2 separate regions of the Homo sapiens genome follow, and region 1 is linked to region 2. The links are chromatin loops, found by intact Hi-C in ENCODE. Cell type or tissue: breast epithelium. All regions are shown on one strand. Each heading gives the region's core, and the rest is flanking DNA. Links, peaks and the distances in the headings are about the cores only. Region 1 overlaps L3MBTL4 (L3MBTL histone methyl-lysine binding protein 4). Region 2 overlaps L3MBTL4 (L3MBTL histone methyl-lysine binding protein 4).

Region 1 (2,930 bases), core at 313-2,812, 97 kb after region 2:
CTGTATTAGTCTGTTTTCACACTGCTATAAAGAGCTTCTCTGAGACTGGGTAATTTATAAAGGAAGGGGTTTAATTGACTCACAGTTCTGCATGGCTGAGGAGGTCTCAGGAAACTTACAATCATGGCAGAAGGGGAAGCAGGCATCTTCTTCACAAGGTGGCAGGAGAGAGAACAGTGAAAGCACAGTGAAAACTGTCATTTATAAAACCACCAGATCTCATGAGAACTCACTCACTATCATGAGAACAGCATGGGGAAAACCACCCTTATGATCCAATCACCTTCCTCCCTCAACACATGGGGATTGCAATTTGAGATGAGATTTGGGTGGGGACACCGAGCCAAACCATATCAAAATCCCTAAAGAGTCTACAAAGAAACTCTTAGACTTAATAAATAAATTCAGTAAAGTTGCAGGATACAAAATCAATATACAAAAATCAGTTGGGTCTTTATACACTAACAATGAGCTATCCAAATTCCATTTACAATAGCATCAAAAAGAACATAATGCTTAGGAATAAATTTAACCAAGGAGGTGAAATATCTGCCTGCTGAAAACTTTTAAGAAATTGAAAAAAATTGTAGAAGACAAAAATAAATGGGAAGATATCCCATATTCGTGGACTGGAAGACTTAATGTTAAAATTCATACTACTCAAAACAGTTTACAGATTCAGTGCAATCTGTATCAAAATTCCAATGGCATTTTTCACAGAAATAGAAATAACTGTCTCATGGAGCTACAAAAGACCCCAAGTAGCTTGAGCAGTTTTAAGAAAGAAGAACAAAGCTGGAGACATTACATTCCCTGATTTCAAAGTACAGCACAAAGCTATAGTAATCAAAATAGTATGTTAGTAGCATAAAAAGAGACACATAGACCAATGAAACAGAAGAAAGCCCAGAAATAAACCCATGTATATGGTCAAGTAATCTTTGACAAAGGCACCAAGAATATATAATAGGGAAAGGAAATCTCTTTAATAAGTGGTTCTGGGAAAACTACATATCCACATGCAGAAGAATGAAATTGGACCCTTGTCTTGCACCACATACAAAAATTAACTTGAAATGGATTAAAGACTTAAATCTAAGATCTGAAACCATAAAACTCTTAGAAGAGAACATAAGGAAAAGCTTTATCAAGACATTGGTTTTGATAGTGAGTTTTTAAATATGACAACAAAAGCAAAAATAAACAAAGACTACATCAAATTATAAAGCTTCTGCACAGCAAAGGAAACAGTCAATAGAATGAAGAAACAACCTATGGAATGGGAGAAAATAGATACAAACCCGACATCTGATAAAGGGTTATCTCCATGTATATAAGGAATTCATCTAACTCAATAGCAAAAAACCAAAAATCTGATTAAATAATTAAAAATGGGCAAAGGACTTGGATGGACTTTTTTTTCTGAAGAAGCCATACAGATGGACAGCAGGGCCATAGCTGTATGAAAAGGTGCTCAGCATCACTAATTGTCAGAGAAATGCAAATCAAAACTACAGTGAGATATCACCTAACACCTGTTAGGATGATTGTTATCAAAAAGACAAAAGATAACAAGAATTGGCCAGGATGTGGAGAAAAGAGAGAACCCTTGTACACTGTTAATAGGAATATAAATTGGTATAGCTGTTATGGAAAAAAAAAATGGAGGTTCCTTTAAAAATTGCAAATAGAACTACCATGAGATCCAGCAATCCCTCTTTTGGGTATGTATCCAAATGAAATGAAATAAGTATCTCTAAGAGATACCTGTACCCCTATGTTCATTGCGTCATTATTCACAATAGCAAAGATAGGGAATCTACCTAATTGCCCATCAGTGGATGAATGGATAAAGAACATACGGTATTGTACATACAATGGAATATTTTTCATCCATAAAAAGAAAGAAATCCTGTCATTTCCAATATCATGGATAAACTGGAGTGCTTTATGCTAAGTGAAATAAGCCATGCACATAAAAACAAATACTGTATGATCCTACCTATATGAAATCTAAAAAAGTCTAACTAATAGAAGTGGAGAGCAGAATGATGTTTACCAGGGGCTGAGGGGTAACAGAAATGGAGAAATGTTGGCCAAATGTACAAACTTGCAGTTACAAAATGAACAAGTTCCAGGAATATTATGTACAGCATGGGTGGTGATGTGTTAATTTGATTGTGGTAATCATCACACAATATATATGTTTATCACATCACCATGTCATACATCTTGAATATATATTATCTTTGTCAATTACATATTTTAAAATTAGTCTGGGCACGGTGGCTCACATCTGTAATCCCAGCACTTTGGGAGGTCGAGGCGGGTGGATCACCTGAGGTCAGGAGTTGGAGACCTGCCTGGACAACATGGTGAAACCCCGTCTCTACTAAAAATACAAAAAAATTAGCCGTGCCTGGTGGCGCGTGCCTGTAATCCCAGCTACTTGAGAGGCTGAGACAGGAGAAGTGCTTGAATCTGGGAGGCAGAGGTTGCAGTGAGTCGAGATCGTGCCACTGCACTTCAGCCTGGGCAACAAGAGTGAAAACTCCATCTCAAATATATATATATGAAAATTAAAAAAATTAATTGTAGCAGTTGCTTATTGTGTATCATAGCAGAGTCAAAAAAGTACAGATCTGCAAGTTACAAACCTTGAATTTTTGTCCCAAATACCATAATATGACTTATGAGTTGGCACAAATTATGTGACCACATAAACCTTTATTTTGTTATTTACAAAAATAAGTGGGTGGACTGGGTCAGTGGTTCACAACCTGAATGGGGAACACATAAATGATTCACAAGCTTGCCACTGGAATTCTGATTTTGTGGGATCTGGAAGCTTCAATCTTTAAGTCCCTTCCAGTTTTGTATGCCAGTAAGGGGATCCGTTTTCTTCTAGTAGACTCCCAGGCTCTCCTGGT
Region 2 (2,930 bases), core at 332-2,831:
TTCTGGCTACAACAGCAAGTGTTTGGCGGTTTCTCGCACAGTTCTCAATCATGCTGTTTATTCAGACCAAACATAAAATCTTTTCCTTTTGCTTCATCAAAGGCAGAGCTGACAAGACTCTCACACTCAAAACCTTGCAAGTTGATGCTCCCTATTTTAGCGAAGCCTGCAAGGGCCTTCCTAACTTTCTCTTTGGTTGTATTCATCCTGGAAAATACTTCTTCATGTTCTCTTCTGTAGCATTTGAATTATTTTTGACATTACTGATAGCATGATTGATTTTTTTTTCCATTGAGTGAAGAAAGTCATCAAATTTTGTCAAAGAGTTAAATTCTCTGTGGTCAAGCTGTTTATATCACAGTTCGCCTATGTAAGACTTCCTCATATTTCACCCTTTACATTTAAAATAGTGACATTTTGTCCCCCAAGGGACACATTGGAACAATTTTATATGTGGAAGATGTTGCTGAGATAAACCATTTGAGCAGGCTGCTGAATTCATGGCAAAGGCCTTTGTGTAGTAAGAAATTTTGTTTTTGTCATCTGCATATAAAATTCCTCCTGTGAACATCTTTCCCTTTGAGAGCTATCGTGTGAAGGTTTAGAAATCAGTGGCCTGAGGTCCTTGCCCAGTTCTTTGTATAACATGTTAAAATGTGTGCCTCGGTGGCCAGGATTTGATTGCAGGCCCAATTTCCCCCACCTCTCTCAATGCTGAATTAAAATGAGGAAAATATTTTTGACTGCCTACCCGTGCCTTTGAATAACATAGACTATTGAGGGGCATTCAGTTGGAATCTTGCAGCTATATCACTTGAGCGCTCTTCCGTGATACACCCCTAGCTGATGCTCTGCCAGCACTGATGGCCACAGACCTTCCCCATTCTACTGTGGTTCACAAAATAATCATGACAAAGCATCATCTATTCGATCTCATAATGTGGAGTGGATGGCACACACATATAATAATTATTGCTTTTAGGAATTTCACCAGTAGCTTGTCTTCAGTTTCTCTAGGCATGGTGACGGTGTTTTGTTTGTGTGTTTGTTTTGTTTTTTCCTCATGTTATGGCCCATTTTACAAGCATTTTAAATAATAGTATATAATTTGTACCTGCTTTTGTCAAGAGGTGTGGAACTTTGAATAATGTTTCTTTTCCTTTATTAGTGACAAAATCAATTTCATATGAGAAAATGTTATTTTGTGGCTTTTTGGGAAAAGAAAATGACAAAGCAAAACACCTTAACTTTTGTACTCAAGAGCACTGGCGCTTCTTTGGAAATGTCCTTGGGGCCTTCCATGGCCTCTAGCCAGGTTTCGTTTTGCCTGTTTAGTTGCCACTTCTGTCCCTTTATGTGGAACACACAGCTGGCAGGTTTTCACAAGACACAGGCCCTTAGTTGTACTAGGCTACTAAACTAGCTGTGTGACCTAGAGAAAGTTTATTCACCCTTCTGGGCTCGAGTCGATCTGTAATTTTTTCCAGGTCTCTGAACCTTATAATTTTTTATGACTGAATTTAATGGGCCTATTGTTTGCTTTAAGTATGTAACTCTAGTTATCTTTTCTTACCATAAAATATAATCTTATAAGCACAGTATCAATTATATTAATGAAACATAAGATTTTTAAAAAGGAAAAAATTTTTAAAACCTGTCAGTTCATGAATAAACCATTTAACAGAGAAGAGAGACTGATGAAAGGCAGTGATATTTCTCACTAAATGTTGCCTTTCAGATTGTTAAAATGAACGTTTTATTTTTTATTTTGAAACCCTCCAAGAAATGCTGAGTCTGTTTTAGCTATGTAATGTTACTTGCAACATTATGGAAAGCTCCCAAATGTTCCATTGGGAAACCAATTTGAAAGGCTGACAAGAGTAACATTGATCATCTTAACTTCTGGCTGGGAAGTATTGTCAATGTCTCAAATTTATCAATCACGTGTGATAAGACAGTATAGTTTGCTCAACATAACACTGTTTCCTCCCCACCCCTAATTTTGCAGTGTTTCAGTTTTGTTAAAACATGAACAATGTTCTTTCAGTTTCTATGGCTTCTTAAGTTTCCTCTCAGCATTAGTAACATTCTCTCCCTGTGGTCTACCTTTTTCATTGCATTTTGTCAGCGTTGTGTGCATGTGTATTTGTATATGTGTATGGCACTTTTGAAGTTAACCGAGAAATTTCAAAGCAGTGAACAGGAGGTAGTCACACAAAACTTGTTAAATACAATCTGCTGGAAAACATAGTAGATGTGAGAAGAAGGCTGGGAGAGTTAAACACACACATGACATTTATTTTTATAGAAATAAAATATTCCTGAGAAATCATTCATTCTTGCCATTTCATTTTGGGGTTTGTCATCTTTTAAGTTTTTCCTTAGAAGCTTCTAAAATGACCTCAGAATGTAAGAAAAATTTAACGATATTTTACAAGCCAATTCATAGGTTTTACAATTATTCCATGCTTATATAAAAAAGGCTTGCATCCAAGTATAGAAGAAGGTTGAATGAGCTGGGGTACCTATACACAGAGGAGTACAATGCAGCTGTGAAAAAGAGTACGTGTAATAGTTGGGAATGGACATGGAGTGGTTTCCAAGAGACATTAGTAATGCAAAAAGCCACGTGCAAAAGAGCATGTATAGTATGCTGCCTTTTGTGTGAGAAAGAAGGGGAAATAAGAAAAACCTACATATAACTGCTTATCTTTACAAAAAGAAGCTTCGGAAGCATAAACCAGAAAACAGTGAAGTTGGTGACCTCCACGAGGTGGTGTGAGGGAATGCGGTGGATAGAATATGGGAGGAAGAGATACATTTTTGAGTAACTTTTGCTAATTTTAACTTTTGGAAGCATGTTAATATTCTACATATTTAAAAAATCATTAAGAACTGAAAGCAAATTGAACAAATTTGAACTCAATTGT

The links. Hi-C counts contacts between places; a loop is a spot of excess contacts. Peaks named below come from ENCODE experiments on the same cell type or tissue, not always from the same donor. Only the 100,000 strongest peaks of a DNase experiment are listed, where the experiment ranks them.
Region 1: it touches region 2 in a loop (13-fold over the local background); 1 of 110 quality-filtered maps calls a loop at or near these places.

The regions. Positions count from the first base shown.
Region 1 is chr18:6,151,039-6,153,968 of GRCh38, reverse strand. All of the region lies in intron 13 of L3MBTL4 (L3MBTL histone methyl-lysine binding protein 4), which reads left to right. Among named protein-coding and RNA genes, the nearest start is that of L3MBTL4-AS1, 100 kb to the left of the region's middle. In breast epithelium, for the core only: no CTCF peak of the experiment used is centred there; no DNase peak of the experiment used is centred there.
Region 2 is chr18:6,248,409-6,251,338 of GRCh38, reverse strand. All of the region lies in intron 5 of L3MBTL4 (L3MBTL histone methyl-lysine binding protein 4), which reads left to right. Among named protein-coding and RNA genes, the nearest start is that of L3MBTL4-AS1, 6.9 kb to the left of the region's middle. In breast epithelium, for the core only: no CTCF peak of the experiment used is centred there; a DNase peak (open chromatin) is centred at 1,324.